Linked DNA regions of Mus musculus: region 1 is linked to region 2. A link is a loop called in an ENCODE intact Hi-C map of the cell type or tissue named here. Cell type or tissue: heart. All regions are shown on one strand. Each heading gives the region's core, and the rest is flanking DNA. Links, peaks and the distances in the headings are about the cores only. Region 1 holds the start of 4930597G03Rik (RIKEN cDNA 4930597G03 gene). Region 2 holds the start of Rnase4 (ribonuclease, RNase A family 4).

Region 1 (15,587 bases), core at 4,338-12,337, 240 kb after region 2:
TTCATGATGGGCAGGGAAGTGTTTGGTACAACATGAGGGTTGTGTCTAAATTTCGAGTAGTCAGGTAAAAGTCTGTCATTTGGGACTCCAGGAACACAATTTCAAATGCTCACCCCTCACACAGTTAACTGCATCACTTAGGATGTGATTGCTTCCTTCTTGGTGAAGCCAGACTGGGAAATGTACCTTATTTGCAATGTCACACACACAGAAAGCAGCTGGAAAACGCATGTGAATATCCTCACACTGTGCAGGCTGTGGAAGCAGGTGACAGTAATGTGTGCCATTATATTACATAGCAACACATCAAGGAATTTTTTTTGGGAGAGGTCGGGCTACCAGAAGCCATCCCAGGTCTGTGATAACTGCTCTAAGTGACCTTCGAGGGAGACTACCTCTCTATGCATAGTCAGTCATCTGGCATGGACAGTAACTGTCAGTCGGGGTCAAAGGTAGGGCCATAAGTGTCATGGGATGAATTTCTCATTGAAAATCTCCATTGAGGCATTAAGGATTAGTCCAAGGCTAGAACTTTCAATACAGAGCATGTGCTGATCCCCAGTCATGACAGCTTCCTGGTCTCACTGTCCTAAGCACTGAAGCAATGAGCTGGTATTTGTTCCCAAACACAACTCAGCTTCCTGTTTGGAAAAGGCTACTGAGACCAAACAGGCTCCGCAATGTGGATGAAGGTCAAACAGGAACCAGGCTGGGATGGAGCTTACATGCTGTGCTTCCTAGATTTCCCTTTCCCATAAGGTGAGAAGCAGTACCCAGAACTTACCCACAGTACAGCAATACAGGCTTGCATCAGATCCCACCAAAGGGAATGTTGTTTTTCACTTGGACAAGTTCCATATCACAGAGTTCCACCCTAAAGAGCAAAGTCTTTTTATTTATTTATTTATTTATTTATTTATTTATTTATTTATTTATTTAATTTTGGGGAAGAGGGAACAGTAGTGAGGGAGTGAGAGCTAAAGAGTAGGAGCTGTAGATGAGAGAGAGAGAGAGAGAGAGAGAGAGAGAGAGAGCCAGAGCCAGAGCCAGAGCCAGAGCCAGAGCCAGAGCCGGATTGAGAAAGCAATGGATTTACCCAGTTCTCACATTTAAACTACATGCTGCAAAAATTTTGAATATAAGAAGGGCAAAAGTAGGAAAACACATTGAAGCACCTGCCATGCTATTACAGCTAAAATAGCTATTAGCAAAAATGTGTAACCTTAATCTCTGAAGTTTCTATCTAACTTCCAGTAATATTGACTCTTTCAGGTGACATATTATTTGCATACTTAAAACAATGTCCCTTGAGGATGGGAAAAAGTCTCACAGTGAAAAGCCTTTACTTCTGCTCAGAGAGCAAGGATTTGATTCCCAGGCCCCAAATGGAAACTCATAATCTCCTATAACTCCAGCCCTAGGGGATTGAAAGCTACCTCTGAGCACTTTAGGGACAGAAACACACACAATACACATAAATTCATCCAAGCAAAGACATAACATTAATAAATATTAAAAAAAAAACAGAACACAAAACATTTGCTCTAAACACTGACATTGAAACTGGGTTACACACAACACTTCAGGCCTTGGCCTGGAAAATGGGAACTAAGAAAAAGTCTTGGCCACTCTCATTTGGGATTTGCTACTTCTCGTTCAGAGGAGTGTTCCTTGAGAATGTAGTGAAAGTTTTCAGAGAAACCAGAAAGTAAGTCTAGAAAGAGTTCTTGGTAGCTCTGGCTCCTGTATGCTGATGTGTCTTGCTTTTTCATCTTTGTCACTAGAACTGGCATGTGAACCACAGTTGGGGACAAGCATTTCTTCAAGAAAAGGAGCGTGAGAGAAAATAGAAAGCAAGGTGATGTGAAGGAGAGAGGAAGGAGATATAGAGAGGCAATGGAAGAATAAAGGAAGGGTATGAGGGAGAAAGGGGATTCTGAAGGAAGAACAAAGAGAAGGGACAATAGAATGGGAAAATGAGGAAGGAGAAATGAAGCAAGAGACAAGGGGACTGGGGACAGATGTATCCTGATAGTGTAGATACAGAAGTCTGGACCTCACCTTTCCTGGACTCCCCACTTCTACACAAGTCCCTGGTAGTTTATTGCCCTTGGCTGACTTCTTAGCTGCTGGCCACAGGGACAATGTGCTAGGCAACCCATAGTTAATTGAACTAATCTGTGTTCCTGGATGACTCCCAAGATTTGGCCTATAATCCGTGCTTTGTACCATGTCAACTCCCATGTCCTTCCTTTGTGCATCCAAATGTTCCTTTCTTTAGTTGTTCATCCCCATATGTCTTGCACTGGAACCTGATTGTTTTGGTATGTGTGTTCTCTTGATGCTGAATGCTGTGTTGGAGTCAATGATGATTTCATCTTCTTACACCTGGGGGCCTTATAGAACATCCAATAAGGCCTAATTATCAGCTCATCACTGAAGGGAAGCTTGTTAGCCATGACCTAGCACAATGCTTTAATGGAGAAGAAGCTGAATGGTTGAGAGAGGTGGTTGTCTAGAGGAAAACAGCCAGGCAGAAAGACAAATGCTATATAAAGTCACAGGCATATCTGAAAAGTGAAAGCACTCCAATACACAGAGAAGAAAATGGAGTTCACCAGGTATGATGAAAAAAATGATGCTCACTAGCATTCTGGCAACTTATGATTTTTCACTTGATTCTAAGATCTTTTTTTTACTTTGTCACAGAATGCACTATCCTGTCTCTCAGTATTTGGGTAGTTGATTTCTAATTTCCTTCAGTTCTGATGTGATAGGATGAGTGACATTAGTCCTATTATCTTATAAAGCCTCACCTTGCTGCTTAGAACACTGTCTATTTTAAAGAAGACTCTACGGACTTCGCAGAAAATATACATACTATGTCTCAGTTTATTAGAATATTATACAGCGACCCATTTGTTTTATTTGATTTATGGGGCAGTTTGGCTCTTCAGTTGCTTTGTTGATGTTTTACTTTTTGTGACCCAGTTAAAGGAAGAAGGAGGATATTGATATCACTCCATGTTTTCCTGTTAAAATACATCTAACATTTTGTGACCATTTATATTTATATAAAATTGAGAACCCCCACATTGGTGCACTTATATGAGCTAGATTGCCTAGTGAAATATTTCTTCATACATAGTATATTTGATTTATCCTTTATAAATAATTCTGACCTGAAGTGTACTTTGTCATATATCAGAGTACTATGCCATCTGTTTTAGCTTCCACTCACCTGAAAGGTTGATTCCACTCTTTGAGTCTTTGTCTATGGGTATATTCACTAGTGAGTGTGTTTTCTTTAAGAAAATAGACAATTTGATGTATACATGTTTTGTCCAGTCAACTAGTCTGTATCTCTTTCAGGGATTGAACTCAAAGATTAATTGATTTCACACTCTTACTGAGTAGGATGGAAACCATGGAACAGCCCTGCCTCTCCTGCCTATTTATCTTGGGGTAGCTGTATACTATCTTTGGTGCTGAACTACCCAGCCCAGGAAAATGTTTCTAGCAGCTGAACCAAGAAATGTCTTTAATCTTGGCCAGCTTCAAGACAAATATATGTGAAGCATTTCCCTGGTTCCATCCTGGCCACAAGGTGTTTCTTGCTTTTTTGTATTTAATTATATTTACTTACTCACTTCACATCCTGCTCACTGCCCGCTTCAGGTTACCCCTTCCAAATCCTTCCCCTATCTCCCTCCCCCTTTTCCTCTGTGTGGGTGGGCCCCTCTGGGTATACCCCAACCCTAGCACTTCAAGTCTCTGCTAGGCTAGGCACTTTCTCTCTCAGTGAGTCCAGAAAAGGCAGCCCAGCTAGAAGAACTTATCCCACACACAGGTAACAGCTTTTGGGATATCCCACTTTGCAGTTGTTCGGGACCCCCCAAAAGACCAAGTTGCACATCTGCTACATATGTGCAGGGAGGCCTAGATCCAGCCTCTGTATGTTCTTTGGTTGGTGGTTCAGACTCTGAGAGCCCCAAGGGTCCAGATTAGCTGACTTTTGGTTTTCCTGTGGAGTTCAAATCCCCTTCGAGAGCTTCAATCCTTCCTCCTACTCTTCCCTAAGAGTTCCCAAGCTTCATCCACTGTTTGGCTATGGGTTTCTGTATCTGTCTGAGTCATCTGCTGGGTAGAGCCTCTCAGAGAACAACATGCTCCTATCTGCATTCATAACAGAGTATCATTAATAGCATTAGGGACTGGTGCTTGCCCATGGGATGGGTCTCAAGTTGGACTGGTTATTGGTTGGCCATTCCCTCAGTCTCTGCTTCATTCCCCCAAGCCTGTATTTCTTGTAGACAGGATAAATTTTGGGTTAAAAGTGTTGTGAGCAGATTGGTGTCCTTATTGCTCCTTTGGGGTTCCATATCCCTGATGTAGTGAGTAACCGAAAAGTCACCCCCATTGATTCTTGGAAGGCTCTCTTATCCCAGGTCTCTATATCCTTGTGAAGAAGATCCAAACATCCCCTATCAGTTGCAGATTTCCATTAATTTTCATCGTTATCTAACCATCTCTACTGTCCATCCCCACACCTGATCCTGAATCTCCCATTCTCCTCACTATCTTCTATCCCTCCTAGTTCACTCCTTCTATCTCCCTCTTGTGACTATTTTATTCCTCCTTCTAAGTGAGATTCAAGAGTTTGTGTTTGGGCCTTCCTTCTTGTTTTCTTCTTTGGGTCTGTGGAGTGTAACATGGTACCTATGCTTTATGGCCAATACACACTTCTAAGTGAGTACATGCCATACATGTCCTTTTGGGACTGGGTTACCTCACTCAGGATGTTATTCTCAAGTTCCATTCACTTATCTGCAAAGAGCATGTCTTGGTTTTTAATAGCTGAATGGCATCCCATTCTGTAGATGTAACGCAATTTATCCATTCTTCAGTTAAGGGAATCTAAGCTGTTTCCAGTTTCTGGCCATTATGAATAAAGCTGATATGAACATAATTAAGCAAGTGTCTCTGTGGTATAGTGGGGCATCTTTGAGGTATATGCTCAGGGGTGGTATATCTGGGTCTTCAGGTAGAATTACTCCAAGTTTTCTGAGCAACTGTCAAATTGATTTCCAAAATGTTTGTACAAGTTTGCACTTCTACTTGAAGTGAAGAAGTGCTCCCCTTGTTTCACATCCTTGCCAGCATTTGCTATCTCTTGATGGGTATAAGATGGAACCTCAGAGTTGTTTTGATTTTTGTTTCCCTGCTGAGTAAGGATGTTGAACATTTCTTTAAGGTTCCTGTTGCGAATTCTCTGTTTAGTTCTGTACTCTATTTTTTAATTGGGTTAGCTGGGTTGCCGGTGTCTAAATTCTTGAGATCTTAGTAAAATTTTGATATTAGTCCTCTGTCAGATGTAAGGTTGGTGAATACCCTTTTCCAATCTGAGGCTGCTGATTCGTCCTATTGGCAGTGTCCTTTGCCTTACAGAAGCTTTGTAGTTTCATGATGTCCCATGTATAAACTGTTGTTCTTAGAGCCTGAGCCTTTGATGTTCTCAGGAATTTGTCTCCTGTACCAATGCATCCAAGGGTATTTCCAACTTTCTCTTCTATAAGATTTAGTGTATCCAGTTTTATGCTTAAGTTCTTGATCCACTTGGACTTGAGTTTCATACAGAGTGATAAATATCTATTTTCACTGTTCTACATGTAGATGTCCAGTTAGTCTAGCACCATTTATTGATGATGGTTTCCGTCTTTGTAATTTTTTTCTGTTATTATCCTTTGAAGGGCTGAATTCGTGGAAAGATAATGTGTGAATTTGCTTTTGTTGTGGAATACTTTGGTTTCTCCATCTATGGTAATTGAAAGTTTGGCTGGGCATAGTACCCTGGCATTTGTGTTCTCTTAGTGTCTGTATAACATCTGTCCAGGATCTTCTGGCTTTCATAGTCTCTGGTGAAAAATCTGGTGATGACTTTAAGAAGTAAAAATCCTAGAGCTTTGCTTTAAAGGACGCGGACCTCCTGTTTCAAGGCATACAGGATATAACTTGAGCCCTCACTTTGGTTCAAAAACAAGGACAGGCAGTCACATTCTGTGCCTACTGCTTGGGTCATGATCTTGTTAGTCACTCACCAGTAGAACTGATTTTCTTTAGTCAGCTCCTTGCACTTGTACAAGGCCTCACTGATACCCTGGGGCACTCTATTCAGGTCAGTCATCACCTGATCATGTTGCATCTTGATTATGAAAGTCTCAAAGTTGATCCTGTGAGAGGGAATGGCCCAAGGAGCAAATAATCCCATGAACTAAGGATACATGGATCATGTCAATTCAAGCTGAATCGTGGACTATCACAACCCATATATGCCACGACCTATCCCCTTGTTACTGGTTCCACTTGGAGCTTATTAAAATTATTACTCTTCTTATGGGGTCAGTAGAGCCAGGGAAGTAAAGGCAAAGAGCTGACCTGATTTATATCCCTGAAGGGACTTGAAAGAATAGACTATCTCTCCAAGAACTTTCCAGGAACCTGTACCACAGGCCTGGGTCCTCTTTAAGCTTGTGATGACACATCTGTTTGTAGGCAAGAAACTGTCAATCCTTGCTTCTATTGCTACATAAATTCCCAAAGGACATAATCAGTATCTACAGGGAAAAGCCTTTATAGCATACACCAGGAGTTTCCAGTGTGCACCTAAGGTGAGCACCAGAGGTCATGGGCTGAGCTGCTCAAAGTGAGGTACTATGGATTCATCAATACTATTGCCTGGAAATTGTTTCATGCAAAATCTCAGGCCCCATCATACTACACAGATCTCCAGTTCTTAAGTGGAACATATACACACATACACACAAACACAGAAATAGACACACACACACACACACCACATAATCAAAGATAATCAAAATGCCAAATAAACACACTGATATGGAATTATTTGAGAGTATAATGGATACAATTTGATAAAAGCAGTGATGAACTGATGCCAATCCAGTCATACTGAGAGGCAGTATGTGGAACCAGGTGTCTCCAACTGTTGACAGGATCAATTGAACCCAAATTACCTTCAGGACAATTGCAAACATGATTGGCCATAAACAAAGAGTACTTTGCATCTCCCACAAACCAACACCTGTAGAGGATTCTTTCAATGCAGGATTAGGATTCACACACTACTACCCTTATCCGCAGACTGTCTTTCATACCACAGGCTCTGGTTTACTTTTGGAGGAATCAAAAGTGTCTGAGTCACATATCACTACTATCAGAACTTGAAGTTCTGTGTTGAAAATCCAATCAGCAAAATTAATTTGGATATTCAGACAGCCTGGAGTTGTAGCCACCTGTGGTATGAGGGAATCTGGGCTTAACAGGGATGGCCCAAGATAGTCAGCAAAGAACTGGGCATAATGACTACCTGTTGTTCAAATCCTTGTTAGTGTAATTGGCCAGGGTTCCCTGGAATTAATCTCTCTCATTTTTGATCTTCTGGAGATCCCTTTGAGCTTCTTCATCCTCTTCATTCTCTGCTCCTGCTTACTGGTGGTGGAGGGTTGGGGTGATGTCTTTCCAACAGACCATGTAGGTTGATAAACACTGGTAAACTTGTAGAGATAATATAGTACAGGGAAAGTGAAACCATGCTTAGTCCACACAGAAGTCTGAGCAATTGGAAAATCTAGAGATACACAGAATCCCTGAAAGAGTAGGAAAGCTATCTTCAAGCTGGGCTCCTCAGGTAGATCCCTGTTCCCAACCACCATCATTAACCATTTTCCTCCCCCCTCCCTATTGCAATTTCCCTAGATCTGAAATGCATAAGCTCCCCCCTACAAGAAGAATTGGAGGGCATTGTCAGCTCTTATTGGACAATATAGTCCGTACTACTTAGCACAATAAAGAGTGACCATAAACACCAGCACCTAACATCTCCCGTTAGCCTGTCCATGCTTCTTAAAAGGCATGATGAGAGCTCACAGATTACTATACTAACCCCAGACTGTGAATCAGTCCACATCTTGTGTGTTCAATTCCAAAGTGTCTGGGACCTTGAGTCATGAGCATGGGAATATCCCACTCTGTTATTGGCATCACATCCTCATGTAACCTACTGGAAATTCTAACAGGACGAAGTGCTTCAACACTCTATCCTGAGAGAAACACTTTGTTATCCTCACAGAGATTCCTGGTATAATTTTCCAGTCAGGATAAAATTAAAAGCTCTCATCAAAGCAAGTGTTGTTTTCTCAAATCATAAGCCCTATTCCTGGAAGGACCAGCTCAAGCCAACGTCCTCCATGTACCTCCCCAACCTTTGCCCAGGACTCATTGTGACTTACCCATCAACATTTCTTTCTTCCCATTTCCCAACATGACAGAATGCTGGCCTCCTTCTGCCTAAGTCTTGACTCTGTGTGTATTATATTTTCCCTCTGAAATAGCATGAGAAGCATGGATAACCTGCCTGCTTGTGAACCCAATAGGCTCTGAAGGAATATACCACAGGCAGTTGGTGTCAAGCAACAATGGTGACATCACAGAAGATTCAAGGCTTCTCCTGGATACAAGAGATTGTCCATGGATGTGACTACTGATGATACCACTGGGAACTACTATGGCCCACGTTCTTACCAGCTTGCCCCATTTAGACGAGTTCCTGAGGTGCATGTACAATTAGATATTCCCCCTGTACCTGAGTTCCCCTTTTCCCAAGAACAAGGGGTTTTCATACATTAAAAAAAAGGGGGGGGACTCTCTTTTGACCCAGGTAAGACCAGTTGGCACCTTCTCCTTCCAAAGCTAGAGATTTCTCACTACTTTACTACAAGTCAAGTGCTTAGGATGGGGAGAGCTTGTTAGTGCCGTAGCATAGGTGGCTTATCTTTGGTAGGACCTGATACTCTAGGATCATTGCATGAGGTAGATTGTTATCCAATATACATCTACTTCTGGGGTCCATTCATGTAACATACAGTCCAATTCCCCAGATTGCCCTGTTTCCCAGAGGCCAAATTCATTCTTCTGTACCTTTAATGTTGCAAATGTTGTATTATATTTTTTAGTGTGCACATACCTTGAGAGGATATATTGTGTCAATGTATTGAGACATGTGCTTATACAAAATCTCTGATTTACAATCTGAATTTTTTGCAATGAAAACTCCCTTGCACTTGGCAATAGAGGAACTCAGATACTGGGGACTCACAAATATCTATATCAGGATCTGATGCCCTCTTCTGGCATGTGGGTGTATATGCAGCAGAGCACTCATACATTCAAAAATATTTTTAAAAAATAAAATAATATAATCCATTCCATCTACATTTTCCAGGTTTGTTGAGCATAGGCTTTTCTAGTCAGACAAGCTGAGCTTTTAATTTCCTTAGTTTCTTTTGTTATGTCTCCCTTTTCATTTCTGAACTTCTTAATTTTGGTACTTTGTGTCCTTTAGTTAGTTTGGCTAAGGGTTTATCTATCTTGTTGATTTTCTCAGAAAAACTAGCTCTAGGTTTCTTTGATTCTTTGTATCTTGCTTTTTGTTTCTATTTGGTTGACTTCAGCCCTGAGTTTGAGTATTTTCTGCCATTTATTCCTCTTAAATGTGTTTGCTTCTTTTCATCCTAGAGGTTTTAGGTGTGCTCTTAAGGTGCTGTTGACTCCTTATTAAGATGACCCCAAATTCTTCCTATCACCAATTTACTCTTTTTTCTTTAATTGGATATTTTATTTATTTGATTTTCAAATCGTATCCCCTTTCCAGGTTTCCCCTCTGCAAACAGCCTATGCCATTCCCCTTATCATGCTTCTATGAGGGTGTTCTCCCACCCAACTACCACTCCCGCCTCACTACCATTGTATTCCTCTACATTGGGGCATCAAGCCTCCATAATATGAAGTGCCTCCCCTCCCACTGATGCCAGATGAAGCCTCTTCAGCTATTTCCGTTCTTCCCCTAACTCCTCCATTGGGAGTCCCTGTGCTCAGTCTGATGGTTGATTGTGAGCATCGGCATCTGTATTGTTCAAGATCTGGCAGAGCATCTCAGGAGACAGCTGTATCACTCTATCTCCTCTCAGCAAGCAGTTCTTGGCATCTACAATAGTGACTGTCTTTGGTGACGGCATGTTAGATGGATGCCCAAGTTGGGTAGTCTCTTTATGGCCTTTCCTTCAGTCTCTGCTTCATTCTTTGTCTCTGTCTTTCTTTAGACAGGAGCAATTCTGGGTTACAATTTTAGAGATGGGTGGTTAGCCCTTTCCCTCAACTGGGGAACCATGCCTAACCTCTGGATATTGTCTCAACAGGTTTTTCCTTCAGTTTGTGTGGTATTTCAGCTAATGTCATTCCGGTGGAGGTACTGGTAAGCTTTTGCTTTCTTGTCATCTGGTACTTTCTGGTTGCTACCCCCAGTTCCCCAAGGCACTCAGTGCTGACAATTTTCCTGATAACACTGCTTTCCTTGTGTCCCAAATGATGGAGTATGCTGCTTCTTTGTTTTCATTGAATCATAGAAAGTCTTTCTTTCCTGACCAAGTTATCACTGAGTAGATAGTTTTTCTGTTTCCATGAATATGTGGGCTTTGTGTTGTTCTTGTTGTTATTGAAGACCAGTCTTAGTTCCTGGTGATATGATAAAATACATGCTATTCTCTCAATCTTCTTTTATCTGTTAAGGATTACTTTGGGTCTGATTATATAGTCAGTTTTATAGACTGTTCCACAGTGTTTTTATAAGAATCTATCCTTTTTAAAATTGGGAGTGAAATGTTCTGTGGATATCTGCTAAATTCAATTGGTTCACAATTTCTTTTACTTACACCGTGTCTGTCTTTAATTGCTGTTTGGGTCACATGTTCACTGGTGAGTGTAGAGAGTTGAAAAATGCCATTATTATGTGTGGTTCAACCTGTGTTTTGAGATTTAGCAATGTATCTTTTACAAATCTGGGTGCCGTTGCACTTAAGCATAGGAGTTCAGAATTGAGGCTTCCTTTCGGATGATGAGTATGAAGTGTCCTTTCTCATCTCTTTTGATAACTTTTGGTTGAAAGTCTACTTCTTGAACTTTAGAATGTCTTCTTCAACTTGGTTCTTTTAGACCATTTGCTTGCAAAAGTTTTTTGCAGCACTTTACTCTGAAGGAATGTATTGGTTTGACACTGAGGTGTGTTTCTTGCCTGCAGCAAAATGCTGGATATTGTTTATGCGGTGTGACAGGAGATGATGAACAGAGAGAATTCTATAAAATGCATTGTTTACATTTGTGACAATGTTGCAATGAGCACAAAATAGATGCTATAACAGCCTATGTAATAATATATGGCAGTACATAATATTATACAAAAGCTTGAGGCCTGAGTTCAGAGTCCTATCACACCTATCTAAAGCTTCTCATGGAGTCATGCACCTGTAATAACAGCAGTGGGGGGGGCACCTAGGCAAATCCCTGAGTACAGTGGGTAGTGTAGCCAATTGCTGAGGTCCCTGATCAGTGAGAGACCTCTTCTTGAAAATTACAATGTTAATGTGTTGGAGGCAGATACCCAGTAGCAACCTCTGACCTCAACTTGTATGCACAACCCCACACCTCCTAAAAGAAAATTGTCATGAAGCATTACTGACTAATGTATTGATGTCATCCCTTGTAAACTTAGTATGCTTCATCATGTCTTCGGCTTCCACTCTATTCAAACAACTTTCTGACAGTTCATTGCTTGGTGTCTTCTCTCCAAAAGTTGGATTCTGCAGAGAAAATTGAATTATTTCGTTATTTTTTTTAATCATCTTCTTACACTCCAGATTTAATCCCCTTCACGGTCTACTATCTGACTCTTCCCCACCCATACCTTCATCCAGACCCCGTCTCTACCTGGATGTTCCCACGCCATCCACAACTGTCACCCCACTAGCTCTACCCTCCCTTAGGCCTCCAGTCTTTTAAGGGTTAGGTGTATCTTCTCTGACTGAACTTCGACCTGGTAGTCCTTTGCTGTATATGTGTTTGTGTCATAAACGCTGATGTATGCTGCCTGGTTGGTGGTTCAGGGTCTGACAGGTCTCTGGGATCCAGGTTAATTGTGTCTGCTGGTCCTGCCACAGGGTCACCCTGGCCCTCAGCATACGTGTTCTTTTGGGTCCGTGTTACCTCATAGTCTGAGTAGTTCGACCCATGTACATGCAAATCTCAGGATGTCCTTGTGCTTAGTAGCTTAGTAGTATTCCACTGTGTAAATGAACCATATTTTCTATATCCATTCTTCTGTTGTTGGACATCTGTGTTTTCTCCAGCATCTGGGTATCACAAACAAGGCTTCTATGAACATAGTGGAATGTGTAGCCCCTTGGTATGGTGGGGCATATTTTGGGTTTATACCCAAGAGTGATAAAGCTGGATCTTCAGGCAGATATATTTTCAATTTTCTGAGGAAGCTCCAAATTGATTTTCTGAGTGGTTTTTTTTTTTACAAGTTTCCAATACCACCAGAAATGGAGCAATGTTTCTTTTTCTCCACATCCTTGCCAACATGTACTGTCAGTGTAGGTTAAGATCTTAGCATTTCAGATGGATGTAACCTGTAATCTTAGGGTCATTTTGATTTGCACTTCTCTGATCACTAAGGAGTTTGAATGATTTCTATAGTAATGTTTTTTTTTTTCATTTTGTTCACCCTTGTCAGGATTTTCTTTTTCCTTCTTTCAAAATTATTATGGATTTAAAAGTAAAGCAGGAAAAAATATAAAAGTAGACATATGTGTGTACATGCTTCACTCACTTTCTCCAGAGGTCAACTGCTTACAGTCATAGCAACGTGGTCCACACCAGGAAGTACAGACTGGCATGACACTTTTACTCAACCTCTTCTCACCTCACTCAATTGTCCACTCACCTTTCTTTTTTTCCTGTGTCTGCATCTAAGCCCTGTCTTACATCATATTGCTTCCTCCTGTTTTCCTCCCATCTGTGAATGCTTTAGACTCCTTCATTATTCTGACCTTAACTTTTGAAGAAGATTTAGAAAATAATAAATAACTTCAACCACAAATTAGACAGAAGTGGGGAGGATAACAAGAAAAATAATTTTTTTCAACAATTTGTAAGCTTGGAGACATAAACTAATACAATGAAAATGAAGGCTAAGTAGTGATATAAAGAGAAAAATCTTAGGAGGCATTTTGTTCCATATCTATAGTTCTACCAATTGGAAATCTTCGCCATAGTATTATTATGAGATTTATGTCAAAGTGAGCCATAGTGTGAGAAGCAGTCTCAAAAATGTTAACAAATTTAAATAGAGACAGAAATAATGAAATAAACCGAGATATAAAAAGAGACAAGAGCAAATGAAGAAGGGAATTAATAAACATGAATGAAAGGAAGGAACAATGTAAGAAAGGTAGGTAGGAAAGAAGGAAGAAAGTATGGCGGGAGAGAGGGAACATGGGAGGGCTAGAGGAAAGGAAGAAGGAACTCAGAAAAGGAGGAAGCACAGGATAATCTTTTAACTCTGGAGAGCCCAACGAGCTTAAATTCTAATCTCCCTATCTAGATTAAATGAACAATGGCTCCGGTCACTCTTACAATGAACTTCCACTATACTTTAAGGTATATATGATTTCTTAGAATCAGGCAGTAGGCATTTGTGGTGCATGATTTTACCTGAATCTCCCAAGGACAGCCTGGTGAGGTACAGACCAGCTAGGAATAAACACAGAAACACTGTCTCAAAACCACCACGAGAGAGAGAGAGACAGAGAGAAAAAGATAGACAGAGACAGAGAGACACGGAGGGACAGAGGCACACAGAAACATAATTAAGGGACACAGAGAGAGACAGAAAGAGAGACATAATCTCACTCTGGTCTAGACTATTCCCATGAGGAGAACACAGGAGGTATTCACCTACCTTGCATTACTAATAAGATCATACATTATTTGAACATAAACTGAGTCATGGACTGAGTTGGGAAAGTACAGCAGATCTCTGCTTTGCACACAGAAGCTTCAGTCTTGACAATATCTCTATGAAAAAAACCGATGTTCTTATCACACTCAGAAGAAACTTTTGATACAAGATGGTACCCATTTATGGGTTTCTAAAAAGGAAATCTAGTTTAGTTACTTAACTTGATAAGAGGCCTCAACCAGAAACACACACCACACTCTGTTCCTTAGTCTGGAATCAGGAGCATTTTCTTTAGAGAGGGAACTTTGACAGAAGATTTCCATCATTGGTTCCATTTAACCATTTAGGTCCAAAAAAAGAAAGCCACATTCTTTTTCTTGGTGGAAAAAATTAAATCATCGTTACACAATGATATCATTATTTACATACTAACTTAAGAGAAGGTAAAGGTAAATTATTTTAGTGAAGAAGTGGTTCTTAATTATTGATATTCAAATATTTAGGGTGGCTTTTGGGATCCAAAGTCAACCTTGACCACATTAGTGGGTTGTGTACAAGACCAGCCCTGGCTACTTAAGACTATCTAAAATCAGCTGCCTGTCTCCCACACACCATATTGCAAATACATAATCCGCATGCTATCCTGCTCTCTGGTTGGGAAACTATCCTAGGGAACCATTTGTTTAGAAGGCTTTTGCAAAAGGCAAGAATTTACTCTGATGACATTATCTAACCCACATTGCCTTCCAAAGGCCTCATCTGTAATGTCCTAAATTGTTTCCACTCTCTTGCTACCTCACAATGAGGCTGAAATTACAAGAAGAGATTTTCTGGCTGGTGAGGGGAGACTTTGTTGAGACCAAAACAGGTGAGAGGAAAAGCTTGCCAGTGTCCTGACAGCACAGAAGAGACAACCCTGAGAAGATCCTCCACCATGACAGATAGTAGCAGAGAGGGAAGTGCTGGGTGTAAAGGTTATGTAAGCATCTTATCAAGTGCAGTTGTTCTTACTGAATAATGGAGAGTTCATGAATGCCAGCTCAGTGTGGCCTGTCAGAACCTTTAGTGACTGAGTCATCTCCTCCTTTCCTGTATGAATGCACCAACTCTAAAAAATTTATTTTTTACTCAATTTTAGCAAAGGCTAACTTCAAGACCTGTCCAAGTACCTCTCTTCCCTGCTCCTTTCCTCAGTATTTGACAGGCACTGACAGAGTCTCTCAGGAGATAGCTATACCAGGCTCTGGTCAGCAAGCTCTTGTTGGCATCCACAATAGCACCTGGGTGTAATGACACTATAGGGAATGGTTAGACAGATGGGGCAGTCTCTGCTCCACACTTTGTCTCTCTGTCTCCACCCATGGGTATTTTGTTCCCCCTTCTAAGAAGGACCAACATATCTACACATTGGTCTTCCTTCTTTTTGAGCTTCCTGTGATCTGTTAATTATATCTTGGGTATTCCAAGCTTCAGGGCTAGTATCCACTTATAAGTGAGTGCATACCATGTGTGTTCTTTTGTGATTGAGTTACATCACTCAGGATGACATTTTCTAATTCTATCCATTACCTAAGAAGTTCATTAATTTACTCTTTTTAATAGCTGAATAGTACTCCATTTTGCAATTACATCACATTTTCTGCATCCATTCCTCTGCTGAGGGACATCTGGGTTCTTTCCAGCTACTGGCTATTATAATAAGGCTCCTATGAAC
Region 2 (15,587 bases), core at 3,499-11,498:
GCCATGTGGGTCTGAGAACTGAACCTGAGTAAGTGCCTGCAACCACTGAGCGATCTGTCCAGCCTTGAAGATGAATCTGTTAGAACAATTCTAGTAGATTTCTTCACTACCTCACTGTGTACTTTCTGGGTTTTAGAAGTCTGACCCCGTGGCTTGTCTACTCTTCGATCTTAGAGTTACCTCATAAGCAGAGCAGACATGCATAATTTCTTCTGTACTTGGTTCCCATAATGCTTAGATGTAGACAGCTGGTTTTGCAACTGTGCTTTAAAGAACAGGAAGCTGAGTAGCCATAAATATATATTCTTTTTTCTCCAGAGGATGGACAGAGGGAGGAGGAGCCCAGGAAGTGCTGTGTGTATTTCTGGGGGTTGGAGAGGTGGGGGCACAGTTGCCTCACTCCTTCCTTTAGACTTCTTTCAAAGTAGTTCCTGAAGTTGGCCTGAACGTCAGGGATAATATGTTTTTGGATCTATGGCATATGCACAGTGAAACTTCAGTCCTACCCTGAGCAAGGATAAGGACCATACACATAAGGAAAGAGGCAGCTTAGGAACAAAAGGCCGTGCTTAGCAAACATTATCATTGCTGAAAGAGATGTGTGGTCCACCAGGTGGTTAATATTTGACCCAGGCATGCTCAGGGGAAAGGTGAATGACTCCTTGTTTGCCCATGATTAGTGGCCTTGGTTTACAAGTCGCTGCCAAAGTAAAGATCCTTAGATAGGTTCTCCCCACCCCGTCACATGAGCACTGTATATTACCAGCCTGTGAGGAGCCTCTAGCTTCACACCGCAGGACCCTGTCTCCAGGAGCACGCAGCTGGACACATTCCCAGTCGGAGGAAAGCTGGCCAGCTTTGGTAAGATTCTTCCTTGTGGGTGTTCAACTCTCTGCTTCTTTTCCTCTGTGCTCTTTCTAGCAGTTCATCTATTTTAGTGAAACTGACTAACACCCCTTACGCTTTCTGGACTCAAACTTGCACATTAAAAAGAAAACGAGTAAGAGTTAAAATTTAAAATGAAAACAGGATTATTTGGTGTGGTTTGTATCTGGGAAGCAATTAATGGGATTTCGATCAAGGAGATGGAGATATAGGAGGGTTTCTTCAATTGTGATTAAAAGCCCCCAAAGGCTTAGGAAGCCATTTGCAGAAGGGCATGTGATCTGTCGTGTTTCCTCCATAACAAGCTTGGCTTGGCAGGAATAATAAGGAAAACCCCGAGTCTGGTGGTGGTGGTCCACACCTTTAATTTCAGCACTGGGGTGGTAGAGGCAGGCAGATCTCTGAGTTCAAGGCCAGTCTGGTCTATAAAGTGAGTTCCAGGACAGCCAGGGCTACCCAGAGAAAGCCTGTCTCCAAAAAGAAAAAGGAAAGAAAAGAAAAGAAAAAAAAAAAAAAAAAAAAAAAAGGAAAACCCGGAATCAGGAAGTACTTTCAGCAGTATTTCCTACTCAATTCTTTCCTAAAAAAAAAAAAGAAGGAAGAAAAAAGAAAAAGTTATGGACGCTCCTTAAAAACAAAGAGGAACATGAACCAAGATCAAAAGATGCTAGGTTGAGGGGAGAAAGGAGGAAAGACAGGAGGAAGACCAGGCACAGGGTGTTCTAGTCCAGTTGGACTGTTATGAAGATACACAAAGTAGGGAGAGTATACCTAGGAGAAGGGTGTTTATCACATTGCCACCCCAGCTGCAGGTAGTTTGCTACATGTCTAGTCTACATAGCACTGCCAACCCGGATTCCTGTGAGCACTACCTGGTTAAGAATGGGTAAACTGAGTCTGCACAAGAGTTGGAACTATTCCACTGCAGAAATCCGAATGACAGTCATTGTTGTGTATGCGACTAAGGTTCAGTACCTTTGGCCATGGCAGATTTACACCTGCACTCTCTAACAATAACACTCTCGCTTGTTTTCTCACAATTATACCTTGTCTGGCTTTGGGGGGAGTGTTAGAGTTAAACACACAGTGAGACAGTTTCAAGGGAGTGGACAGTAGACACTGGTGGTTGAGGTGTTCTGCTGGAAGTTGCTCCCTGGGTGTTTTAGAGAAACCATTATGAGAGACTGCATTGGGTGAGTTGGTAAAAATTAATGTGGAATTTCTGCAAATTAGAAGCAAGTAACCCCTTTCCTGGCCACATAGGCCTGAGAGCTTTCAAAGTCTAAATAGCAAGTATCTTTTTAGGATGAAGACCCCCCTATGTAGTGTTCATGGTACAGAGCCTTGGCTTACCCAGAGATCCTTCAGGGAAGATGTGTTTCAGTGAGACTGGACCAAGGTCACCCATCACCGATTTCTTCCAGTTGGTACCTTGTATCATCAACTAAGGTTATATAAATTTGCCGCTGCAATTCCAGTGTTGCTAGATTTGGCTCCTGAAACCGGTAAAGAATCCATTAGCTTAGTAAGAACCATACACTTTCAAAGCTGGAACCCCTCTCATTTATGGATGGTAAAGCATAGGCCTAAAGAGAAAAAGGAAGGAAACTATCAGAGAGATATTGAGAGCCTGCTGTGAAGCCAGCATTATGATTCAAGTAAAGAATACAGATCCCTGTCAGCTGTAGATTATAGAGCAGAAGGAAGTATGGACAGGTATATGGTTGTTTCCCTAAGATCACATGGTGTGTTTGGAAACAGCAGCCATGAAACCCAATAGCTGGTAACTGTTTGCTATATGATAGCCTTAGCATTAGGATCCTCCACATTATTGCTTTTGCTTTGGTGTCCTAAATACCCAGAGCCTGGCAACTTTAGGCACTCTGAGTGAGCCTACCAGTTCCCATTCCCCGCAACCTGGGTTTAAGTATAGGTTGGCATCTTCACAAGAGCCAACAGTCCTGCTACTGAATGGCAACATCCCTATCCACTGCTGCCACCTGCTGATCCTTTTGAGTATTACCAGCTCTTGTTATTTTGTTTGTTTAGGTTGGAGGTAGCCAGGCTAGTCCCTAAACCTGCCCAGGTCCTCCTTGCCTGCTCTGAGATTGCAGGCATGCATGCAGCATCACACCCAGATCTTCCTCCTTTTAAAAGAGAAATCACATCTAGGGAAGAGCATCCCAAGACAACATAAAGAGCTCAGCAACTGGGTGTCATGCAGCCCGGCAGCTCTGGTGAAGCAGTTGCCACACGGAAATGCTGGTAACTCTTTAGGGGTGGCTGTGCCTTCTGCACTTGTGCACCATCTCTTCTCAATAAACGAAACACACACACACACACACACACACACACACACACACACACACACACACTCACATTGGATTCTGTTACAGATCATAATCTTCTATGCTTTATGGAAGTTTGTTATTTCAGCGCTGTGAAATGACCGAGAATTTGGTGTTCTTTATAGCCTTATTCTGAGTCTGTGGTTATCATGAAACAGAAAGGATGGGCTAGTGTCAGATGCTAATTAGAAGGGCAGTTCACTTCCCACTCCATCACCTGACTTACACATGCTCAGTAGAGCCTTAGACCCCTGACCTCCTAGATTCCAAGCTATACTCCTGACTCTGCACTACTGACCAGATTATAGGCTGAGGGCCAGGACCTCAGCCTTCTACAAACAGACACATGCACACGCACGCACGCGCGCGCGCGCGCACACACACACACACACAGTAAAAGTAAGTATTCAGACTTACACATGAGAAAGACACAAAATAAAATTAATGGTTAACTTAATGCAGCTGAGAAACAAAATGCAGGGCAAAAACAAAATAAAACTTACTTGGAGCTGATTTTCTCCTTAACTAACATTTCCTTAGGCTGGCTGAAAGATGCAACATTCCCTGCATTTATTTATTTACAGACAAGGTCTCCTGTATCCCAGGCTGTCCTTGATTTGGCTATAGAGCCCAAGATGACCTTGAACTTCCAATTCTTCTGGCTCCACCTCCCTAGAACCACATAAACTGGGTGTGGTAGTTCTTAAGGAAGATCAAGAGTTTGGGCCCAGCCTGGGCTACATAGCAAGACCCTGTCTCAAAGTAAAACAAAACAAAAAAAAATCAAAACATAAAAGTTGATTTCTCCTGCTAAGTGTAGGGGCACTCATGGTCATCTGATATGGTGGGGTTCTGTGTGGAGGTGCAGGTTTGTGTGTTTCTCAGAAGCCGTGTACCATGTACCATGTTTTCTGGGACCTGAACCTCACCAATTACAATGCTGGCTGGTAGGGATCCTCGTGTTTCTACCTCCACAGCAGCAGGATTACAAGTGCTTGTCATCGAGCCCGACTTTTTACTTACTTGGCCATTTCTTCCCTGTGGTGAACTTTTTTAAGTTTTATTTTTACTATTTTAAATTAAGTGTATGCATGTGTGTCTGTTTCTGTGGGCAGATATGTGTAAGAGAATTCCTGGTGCCCACAGAAGCCAGAGGCACTAGATTCCTTGGAGCCTGAGTTGCTAGTGGATGTGAGCAGCTTAGTGTGGGTGCTGGGACCGGAACTCAGGCCCTCTGAAGAGTAATATACACTTTTAACTGCTGAGCCATCTCTGCAGCCCCACCATGAGCAGGGTTTTTATGTCTCAGGATGATCTTTTTCTATTTTCTCAAAGACTAAGGATATTATCAGAAATTGCTTTATTATCTCCTTATTATCTCCCAGTTCTCAAATTTTCAAATTTCCTAAGAAATAACAATTTAAAAGTCCATACGAAGGTCAAACTCCAGCAGAAGACACCTTTGATCCTATGCTGGATGTATGTGGTGCAGGGTAAACTGAGAACTCTGGGAGGTGATGGTAGGAATCTCCTCTCTTCTCCTCTTCAGAAAGATCTTACAGAAAAATTTAAGTCCCTTGCCTTCATGAAGAGATCTCAGTTTTGTTTTGTGTTTTGTTTTACAACACTGTCAGATCATTTGCCTATGTTAGCAGTATTACAAACATGGGAGACACTAGAAAATATTCTCTCAGATCATCCGAAGAGCCTCTGAAGATGAAGCTTGAGTTCCCCATTTTGCTCTCTAAGAGCTTCTTCTAGACCCACTTCAGGTACCACACAACGTGTTCCATTCTCCCTATGCACTGCATAGCAACTCTGCCCTCTGGGAGAAGTAGACCTGCACCCTTCATCCCAAGGTGATCTCTACAGCTTTCATCATTAATGTGGAACTGAGCGACTGCCTGGAGTCCCCAGCCTTGGGGCATGGGCTGTCCTGTGTTCTTGATCCCCACAAGTCATTGGCTCTCAGCTCCTGTGTTATGATCCATCTTGCCTCAGGAACCCCCATGCCTCCCCAATGGATGCCACATTTCTGTTCTGTGCTTTTCTGTCTTTCTTTCTTCTTCCTTGACCACCCCCTTCTCTCAACCCAAAAAACCCAAAGTCTTGTACATTATCCAGCTAGGGTGGAACTTCAGGATTCAAGCAATCCTTCTGTCTCTATTTCCTAAGTAGCTGGACCTTACTGACACATACTGCACCTGTCCTTGGTATATATATTAAATGTCTTTATGCCCTAGGATCTAGCACAGTTTCTGGGCCCAATAGGACTTGGGTAATGTTTGTTATCAAGTTAAGTAATAGGTGAATTAAGAATATAAATAGATTCTGTTATACTATGGATGATGGTGAACCTAAGGAATAGAGAAAGATGGCTGCGCCATGGAGTCTGTTAGGAAGGCCAAGGCCAAGATGGAATTAGGTAGCTGAGGACACTGTTTTATCATGCTCTTTCAGAAAGGAAAGTCTCCACCCACTTAGTCTAAGTTAGAAAGTGGTTCTACAGCCGACCACTCCTGCTTTTTTGCCCTTGGCAGGAATCTCTGTTGGAAGAGATGGCGATAAGCCCAGGCCCGTTGTTCTTGATCTTCGTGCTGGGTCTGGTTGTGATCCCTCCCACTCTGGCTCAGGATGACTCCAGGTACACAAAATTCCTGACTCAGCACCATGACGCCAAGCCAAAGGGCCGGGACGACAGATACTGTGAACGTATGATGAAGAGAAGAAGCCTAACCTCACCCTGCAAAGATGTCAACACCTTTATCCATGGCAACAAGAGCAACATCAAGGCCATCTGTGGAGCGAATGGAAGCCCTTACAGAGAAAACTTAAGAATGAGCAAGTCTCCCTTCCAGGTCACCACTTGCAAGCACACAGGAGGGTCTCCCCGACCTCCATGCCAGTACCGAGCCTCTGCAGGGTTCAGACATGTTGTTATTGCCTGTGAGAATGGTTTGCCTGTCCACTTCGATGAGTCGTTTTTCAGTCTATAGTCAGCAGGCCCCTGGCACAGACCTAGCTATGTTTTCTTTTTATCTCCCCTCATAGCCCAGAACACTGGTTCCATCGTTCATTGTCAGGGGCCAGAAAAACGAACTATCTAAAACATATGTCTCCTGATTTGCAATGCACAGAAATAAAGATGTCTCAAAAGCCATTAAGAGTCAGTCTGGAAGATCACTAGTTCCCAGTAAATTTAGCTTTTCCTGTTTTCTCTTCTTGCTGTATCCCAGGGGAAAGGGGCTGGGACACAGAGAGATATTCTTCCTTACCTGCTAGTCATGGGGAGGGTAGATTTCATCTTTTTATGGTGCTGTGGATGCTAAATTGATTTACAGACAGGACAGGGAATTAAAAAAGAGCCAAGTTGTCTATTAAGTAATAGGTCACTAAAGGAGCCCTTTGGAAAGGAGTTTAGGATCAAGAGCACACCAAGCACACCAAGGGTATCCCCCTGCCGTCTCCTCCTGTACGGCCTGAGACCGTCAGCACCCAGGGGACAGCTGTCATCCTCAGCAACCTAATGCATCCCCTTAATGTTTTTAAGGACCTCAACTCTGGCCAAACCAGATTCATAGTTTCACACAGAAAAAAAAAATCGATACCAGCCTTCATGAAGCAGAGTTGGAGACTTTTATCAGTGATAATTCTGACTTGTCTGGGTTGTCAACAGAAAGGTTGTGAGAGAGGCAGTTAGGGAGCGAGACATACCCAAGTGTAGGTATGGACTCCCCAACAGAGAGTAGTACATAGTTACCTTCATATTGGTCATATGTACAATGTCTCTCAAGCCACACCTTAAAAGGTCGAAAGGACATCCCTCCTTTCTTCTTTCTCTCTGTTTAGAATATTACTTATTTTATGTGCATTTTGTTTTACTATATGTGTTTTGTCTGCATGTCTGCATGGGCACCACATGTGTGTCTGGTGCCCAGGGAGGTCAGAAGAGGTGTTGGGTCCCCTGACCTGGAGTTACAGATGGTCATGGTGAATGCTGGGGTCCAAACCTAGGTCCTCTACAAGAACAGCAAGTGTCCTAAGTGCTGAGCCACCTCACGACCCCTTTTTATCTTTTGATCCCTATGTGGGATCATATGGTGGCTCGGGGAGTGTCTTGGGTGGAATTATAATTTGCAAAGGTAGAATCAAGTTCCACCAGGGTTGCATAAGGGGTTTAGTACACATCTTTTTGAAAAGAAGGTTTCTTCTTCATTCTTGAAAAGTGCAAGCTTACTCCTGGCAAAGGGTGAAGGCCTTAAGCAGTTGCTCATTATGATAGAATATTTGCTTGCCAGATTGCCAAGTAAGGGGTTTCTTCCTCTTCTCAGAGCCCCTTAAATCCCCCCCCCTTTTTTTCCCATTGAGTGTCTCCCTTTTGTTCCCATTAGTGCTTTCCTTTGATACGGGCAATTATCACTTATCAAAGCATGGGCTTGAAGTAGAATAGAGTAAACCCTAAGCCATTTCAGTGGCGTGTGTGATCCAGAGCCGCAACTTTGAAGGCAAGCACAGTGGATTCTGTATACATCAAGCCATCTCAGAAGGAGACTGCTCTTGGACTGTGCCTTCAGTGATAGACCATTATTTTGGGGTGCCCTCTTCTCTTGTATCAGGAACAATGTTTATTTGCTCATGTCAATCAACCTGCAAGTCAGTCTGAGGACTGGCCACCAGATGGCAGCACCTCCTAGCCATTCTGCAGGAAAGTAACTGGCCATGCCTTTATTATCCTGTTTTGTTTGTTTAAATAATATATTTATTAATCCTTTAAGAATTTCATACAGTATATTTGATCATCTTCACTTTCCTCTCTCTATTCTTCCCAGATCTGTCCCCCACTATCCCACCCATTTACCTTCATGACCTCCCTTTTTATTTTTTAAAACTCATTGTGTCCAAATACTCTTCTGCCCAAATACTCTTCTGCCCAAATACTCTTGGGTGTGGGGTTGCCTTCTGGAGCATGGTCAACCTACTGGAAGTCACACACCCTTAAAGAAAGCTGACTTTTCCTCTCTAAGCCACTACCACGAACTGATAGATTCTCAGTTAGCAGTGATACTTCATGGCCACCTCTCTCCTAGAGGCTGGGATCTTGTCCGGATTGAGTCTTGTGCATGCTGTCTCAACAGCTGTGAGTGTGTATGTGCACGTACCCTGTTGTGCCCAGAAAACAGTCTCACTGTTGTCATCCCCTGCTTCCCACCCCATCTCTCCAAAAGATCCCTGACTGAGCCTTGGGCCAACGCCGTGTTAGTTTTTAAGAGAGGAGTAGAGTTTCCCCAGAAGATGTGATTTAGTCCACTAGCACAGGAGAGGAGAGGAGAGGAGAGGAGAGGAGAGGAGAGGAGAGGAGAGGAGAGGAGAGGAGAGGAGAGGAAGAGAAGAAGAGAGGAGAGGAAGAGAGGAGAGGAAAGGAAGAGGAGAGGAGAGGAAGAGGAGAGGAGGAAGAGGAACTAGACAGAAGTTTGTTCTGCCTTACTTTCCTTCATTTCCGTATGTAGAGCTTTCAACTCAATAAGTAAGTTTGCTTTGATCGGAGTCTATCTACACTTTTGGGAACTGAAGTTTCCAGACCACCAAGCACTCCCTAAAGATCATACTAGCTAATTTTCTTACAAAACCCAAATTCCAGTTTTATGTAGATTTATCTTTCCTTGTTTTATACTCCAGTCAGGCAGGCCTGGGCAACTGACCACCCAGTCATGTTTGTTCTGACTTGTTCTGTTAGCTGTACGCCTGTCAATTAGTAAAGAGAACAGTGTTTGCTTTCAAGGAAGGCCATGTTGACAAACTAGCCACTCTCAGAGAAAGGGGTACAAAAGGGAAGAGCAGGAAGAAGGGGGAGATCTTAAGCAGAAGGAGGGGCAAGAGAGGGTTCTAAGAGTTTAGTTTGCTTTTCTCATTACCTCTCCAGAGCCCAGTCCTTACCATCCTTTCTCCTTGTTTTCTTCTCAGGCACTTTCTAGGTAATGATGGATCTACAGAGGACTCAGTCCTTGCTTCTGCTCTTGGTGCTGACCCTGCTGGGGTTAGGGCTTGTACAGCCCTCCTATGGCCAGGATCGAATGTACCAACGGTTCCTTCGACAGCATGTGGACCCTCAGGTGACAGGTGGCAATGACAACTACTGCAACGTGATGATGCAGAGACGGAAGATGACTTCTGTCCAGTGCAAACGCTTCAACACCTTCATCCACGAAGACATCTGGAACATTCGTGGCATCTGCAGTACCACCAATATCCTGTGCAAGAACGGCCAGATGAACTGTCACGAAGGTGTAGTGAAGGTCACGGACTGCAGAGAGACAGGGAACTCCAAGGCCCCCAACTGTAGATACAGGGCAAGAACCAGCACTAGGCGAGTTGTCATTGCCTGTGAGGGTGACCCAGAGGTCCCAGTGCACTTTGACAGATAGATGCTGTCCTGCAGCTGTTACAGCTGATAGTTGACCTCTGAGTCAGTGAGACCAACAATGAGTGGTGGCCCCAGGCTTTGTTTCCTTTGCTCGTGCCTTATACTCACATATATCCAATATAACCCATGGTGTTAAGCGCATCCCATCCAAGGGAAGAAAGAACCCACTGCTCACAGCACTGATGGCTTGGTTCTCCCAGATTCTATCCCCTGGAACTTATGCATTACATGTATTCAGATAGTATCTCAACGATTATAGAGAGCCTTTTCTGTCCAAGCTGTCTCATTCCAGTCCTCTAACACCCCTTGAGACCAATTCTGCCACTGTATTTAGAAGCTTTGAGTTAAAGGATTTGACGACCACAAAAAACCAAAACCAAAACCAAAAACAAAAACCCAGTGGAAGATCTCAGACAAAAATCCAACTGGACGGGCTACTCACAAAAGGTGTTACCCACTTCGTTATATATACTTTCTGTTATTCCAAAATGTCATCATTAGGGAAGCCACTAAGAGTTTGGAAATAGGGGCTGGAGAGATGCCTCTGTGGTTAAGAGCATTGGCTGCTCCTCTAGAGGACCCAGGTTCAATTCCCAGCGCCCACACATCAGCTCACAACTGTCTGTAACCCAGTTCTAGGTGATTTGATACCCTCACACAGACATACATGTAGACAGATCACCAATGCATATAAAATTAAAATAAAGATTTTGGAAACAACATATTGCCAAAATGAGAATTACTTGGTATTATTTTGGTCTGTGGCTTCTAAGATTTTTTAAAATACATGAAAAATGTAGTAAATCACTAAAATTCATTTATCCTTCTCCTTTGAAAGATTTTCAATATTTTAGTATAATAAAGAGCTGTATGTTGAGCCATCTGTGTCGGGATTTGTGTTCTCCTGTTCTTTTTCAGTTCCTCTCTAGTCTATGAACTCTCATGTCCCTTAGTGTCCCTATACATTCTGGTCAAATACAAATGGCCATTAGATCCATCATGTGACATCTGACTTTGTCTCCTTTACTCCACTGAAAGTGATCCCTCTCATACACAAGACCTGAAATAAGAACTCAGAAGTGGCCTTTGCTAAAAAGCACCAATTCTTTATGCAACAAATTGAGTGTGTTGCATGATTAAGCATTATTGATGTTTATGGCTGTGTATACCCAATGGATGACCAACAGTAGGCTAATATTTCTGGATACATGTGATTTTTCCTTTCTGAGCCTTCTGTGCTCAAGTGGAGTCCAAGATCAACAGGCCTGATAGATAAACAGAGTAATAGCTTTTCCTCCTTAGGATTGTGTGTGTGTGTGTGTGTGTGTGTGTGTGTGTACATGCATGTGTGCAGATGCTCAGGAAGAGGTCAAAGGTTATCTCTTTTCACCATGAATTCCAGGGATGGAACTCAGGCTGTCAGACTTGTTAGGGCAATCATTTTTATCCACTGTGGCATCTCACTGGCCCAGACAATGACTCTGTCTAACCTGAGATAATAGTTAACCAGACCTTAGTCAGACAGAAACTGCTTAACACTGCTTGGCCCCATCCCCTGTGTGTTCTTACTGCTTTTGCTAGTGCCTTGGAAATGGTTAAAGATGCCAGGTTCCTAGCCTTACCAGCACACTTACACTGGCTAAAGGTATACTTTCCATTCCACTGTTACCTTTTCTATTTGGTTTGATGTTTCAGTGGCCAGATCTCACTTCTTGGGACCACAAAAGTAAAGCCTTGAGCCTAGTTTGATAACACCCATTCCTTCCCACTTTGGACATTTAATAGAACATTACTCTAAAGATGCTGGCTGCTAAAAGAAGTGCGTGTGTGAGAGACTAAACTGATATTTGAATAATAGCAAATAGGAAATGAGACTTGATCTGAATTCCCCTTACCTGACTTGAGCAAAGTGTCCCACAAAGTACAGGCAGGAAGTAAGTACTCCAAGACAATTATGTAAATAAGCAAACAATACTTGAAGCATGGAATGTCAGTTGGTCCAAGAGGAAATGCTCCTCCCAACAACACATCTGTATAAATACATTGAGAGTAAGGAAATAGGATGGGAGGAGAGTTCTCTCCTGGGCGCCTTCAGGAGTTGGACGTGTATTTGCCTTAGTTCTGACGCTCAGTTCCTGCTTGACATTTCCGGAATGACAGGACAGTCTTGTTGTTCACAGTACTTTTGATCACACCTGCGTTTATGCTAATGACGTGACTTAGAGAAAGACTCTTAGTAGTCTCAAGAAAAGCAAGTCACTAAAAACACCAGGTGTTTGGAGAGTTAAAACTTTCTGCCCTTCTTACCAGACTTTAGGGATTAGGGTAGAGCGACTGGGAATTCAGCTCTATAGATCTCTTAGACAAGAGTATCTAAGAGTATGTGAAGATACTGCACGAATGAAGTGCCCAAAGGAACCCGGACACTCCATGGAATGGAACATGCCCTAGACCTTACCCTATGCATCACCTCTGCCAGTGGAAGTGGAAGAGCTGACAATACAAAATGGACTCACTATGTCAAGAACCTGTAAGCTGAGTCAAAGATGTGCATAAAGAAGCCTGCATGTGCATGTCTCCATCTGTAGTCCAGGCAGGCTTTGGTTCTGCACTGTCTCCCACATAGCTATAACTACAGGCCTATGCTACCAGGCCCAGCTTCACCATGTATTTCTGAGTTTTCTTCAAATTTTGCTTGTCATCTTATAACAGCTCTGTGCCCAGAAACTTCACAATATTCCAGATAAGCTGGGACCATTACATGGTAACGGCTGTCTCCAGCAATGAACTGATGCTAACTTTTCCCATGTGCTCCTGAGGGTAATGCACTTTTGTTTGATCTTTTAAAGACAGGGTCTCAGTATATATCCCTGGGTGCCCTGCAACTCACAATGTAGACCAGGCTGCATACAGAGATCCATCTGCCACTGCGTCCTGAGTACTGGGATGAAAGGTATGCGCCACCACACTGAGCTATGAGCTTTTCTGAAGCTGTTCATCTATATTTATTTTGTTTTAAAATGTCCGTTTCCCCTAACTTCCTCTGCTGTGTTTGTATTGGTTAGTGTTCTCCAGAGGATCAGAACCATTCGATTGCATCAGCTAGCTGCTAATGATATAGAGTGCATGGCAACCTCAGCTGCTTGACAGAGAGAGGTCTAGCCTATTGATGTCACAGATCACAATCCTTCAGCCTCCTTTGACTTTTCTCTTTGATGGTTTTCACTGTGTGCTGTGTAAGTTCCCCGTATGCCTTTTTCCTTTGGGAAATTCTGTAAGAGCTTTATAGAGGATGTGAATGCATACAGTGGTGGTCTCTAAACAAACACAGAAGCTAAAGGTTTACGGTTCCAGAAACTCTTAGGCACTTACACCTGGTCCCAAGGATGAAAACACACAATCTAGAGAAACATTGTTCCCAGACTCATAGTCTGAGGCCTTGGTAGTTGAGGGCAGGAGTTCAGTTAATAAATATAGAGTAGTACCCTCAATTGACTCCCTGGGCACATGACTTACAGGATGAATGGCATGCCCCAGCAGAAGCAGATTCTGTTAAGAAGCTAGACTGGCTTGATCCCCTCTGCCATATACAGGAACATACATAGAAGGAACTAGAATGATATGGCATAATGGAAGAAGAGTAAGATATCTGGACACTTCCCTTTGGGGAGTGTATGAGGAGAGTGGGCTCAAACTCTAAGATTAAGGCATATACTAATGCAATTAGGAAACAGCTCAGTGCGTGTTATGCTACATGCATGGCATAAACACTGCATCATGCCCCTAGAAGGATGAAAGTTGTTCTTATGGGTTTGTTTCTCAGGGCTCAATGTCTGGTACCTCCTGACCTCAAAGGCTGAGAATGTGCAGGAGGGAGTATAAAGGGGCACTTGGTGTGGTTGCTGGACTTTAAAGAACAATAGGGACTTAGGTGCTTGCTGAACTTATTAATTTTGCTTTAAAGAAAAATATTATAATAAAGTTAATGAGCTCTTTCATTCTGGATGTTGAAGGGTAGGGTTAAAATGGGCTAAAAAAACAATCTATGAAAAGATCATACATTTCTTGGAATCATTGAGTCAGCTTTCAACAACACCAGTGATTAAGCTACTATGCAAATATAGAGTATTTTGAAAAACCTACTTTAATAAGGGCTCTTAAATGCTTCAACCTTCCCTCTAGCCCACCACCCACCAGAGGTTATGGAAAAGAAAGATTAATAGGAAATGGGGGTTGCAGACCTTTTTAGAAATAGTTCTTTGGGGCTATTCTAGTATTCATTGTCAGCAGTCCAGTCCTCTAGTAAAATACCAACGTAAATCAGCAACAGCAGTTCAATCCAGAAGAAACCTTGAGGAGCCACCAATCAGTCTGAGTCCATGGAAGTGGCAAAATATCACGAGAAGTTCTTTGGTGCGTTTCTGTCTATGAAGGCACAACAAGTGAAGATCAGCAAGGAAATGTAAGGCGACCGATACAAGAACTTCCTCCCACTCTCTGTGGGGTCATATTTATATTCTTTCTAAACATCACCTGACCTGTGTTCAGCAAGACATCCTTTCATCTGTCTGCACCAGGTGGCAAACAAAATATCATATGACATAACTGAGTTTCCAAAGAAATCAGAAATTTCCACTTCAGAGCAAAAAACATGTAGCTCCCCTTCCCCAATAAATGCAGAAGCTCTCCTGATTTACCCTCAGATGGTGTCAGTCTCCTTCTCTTTCCAACTCCATGCTTTGGGACCCACTGGAGCTGACCTTTGGCACAACAAGGTCTATCCTTATTTGGCTACTTCTTCTTCCTAAGACTGACTACCAAGGTCCAGCTATCAAAGTATTGAAGTCCAGCAATGAAAAGCCTCCTTTGGTTCACCTAATTTACATGCTCAATTAAAATTAAACACTTTATCCTAACACAGGGTGTTTATACCTTGGTACCTTTATAAACTTCCATTTTCCTATGGGCCACATCTGTCTCCTCTCTATCCAGAGGCAGTCCCTCTGTGGAAAATACCCCTTACCTCTTACCCCCTTCCTTATCTCTTTCTTCTCTTCTCCTTTGTTCCCTTCCCCTTCTTCCTCTATCTCCCGTGTTTGTCCCTTATCCCTTCTGTCTGTCCCTCTGAGGCAAATAAGTATTCCTGTGCTTGGTCTGAGAACTCAATTTTGGGGATCCTGAGCCAATACTTTTTCTTTTATACATTATGATTCATAATAGTAGCAAAATTACAGTTATGAAGTAGCAACAAAAATACTTTTATGGTTGGGGGTCATCACAACACGCGGAACTGTATTAAAGGGTCACAGCATGGGGAAGAATGAGAACCACTGCTCTACAAGATCAACAAGTGCACTTACCCACAATGCCATCTCTCTAGTCCCCTGTCTTGTACTTCTTACATTTTTTTTGCCTATTGCTTGCTAAATAACCAGGATACACACTTGTGAGGACTAGATGAGACCCTGAGTGGATGTGTATTGTTGACATGAGTACAACCATGTCAAGGAACCTAATGCCTCTGACTCAGGGAGTGGCAATGCCTTCCCTGGCTCAGAGCAATGGGAAGGGCTTCTCTTGACCTGAGCTCAGATTTTGAAAGTGTATGCAGAAAGTACCAACCCACAACTACCTCCTTCTGGATGACAGCAGCCCAAGACCATTCTCCTTCAGAGACCCTCTCCCAAGATCAGCTAACCCACTTCCTTCCCATTCTTTCTCTTTATAGCATGATGAGTTTTCAGCTGCTGCTACTGTGTCTCCATCAGAGCACACAGCCCATCTAGTCCCAGCTTTTCTGTGCATGTATCTGGCATTTCTATGTTCTCCACTGCCCCATTCACGTCAGCCCCAAAGCTGAGCAGGTCAGTAAGTAATGACAGGAGACAGACAGGATATTCGATATTCTTCATTATCAGAGAAGATTTGTTCTT

Evidence for each region. Peaks named below come from ENCODE experiments on the same cell type or tissue, not always from the same donor. Only the 100,000 strongest peaks of a DNase experiment are listed, where the experiment ranks them.
Region 1: a loop joins it to region 2, with 12 times the contacts of the local background. A loop is called at or near these places in 12 of 42 quality-filtered maps.

The regions. Positions count from the first base shown.
Region 1 is chr14:51,337,032-51,352,618 of GRCm38, forward strand. 4930597G03Rik (RIKEN cDNA 4930597G03 gene) reads right to left here and starts at 8,458. Exons shown (of 5, transcript NR_045736.1): 1 at 8,310-8,458; 2 at 7,388-7,574; 3 at 785-874. In heart, for the core only: a CTCF peak has its summit at 9,211 (motif pointing left); no DNase peak of the experiment used is centred there.
Region 2 is chr14:51,095,613-51,111,199 of GRCm38, forward strand. Rnase4 (ribonuclease, RNase A family 4) reads left to right here and starts at 388. Exons shown (of 2, transcript NM_201239.3): 1 at 388-861; 2 at 9,195-10,539. The coding sequence starts at 9,209. The coding sequence ends at 9,655. It overlaps Ang (angiogenin, ribonuclease, RNase A family, 5), which reads left to right and starts at 388. Exons shown (of 2, transcript NM_007447.3): 1 at 388-861; 2 at 5,774-6,397. The coding sequence starts at 5,792. The coding sequence ends at 6,229. In heart, for the core only: a CTCF peak has its summit at 7,906 (motif pointing right); no DNase peak of the experiment used is centred there.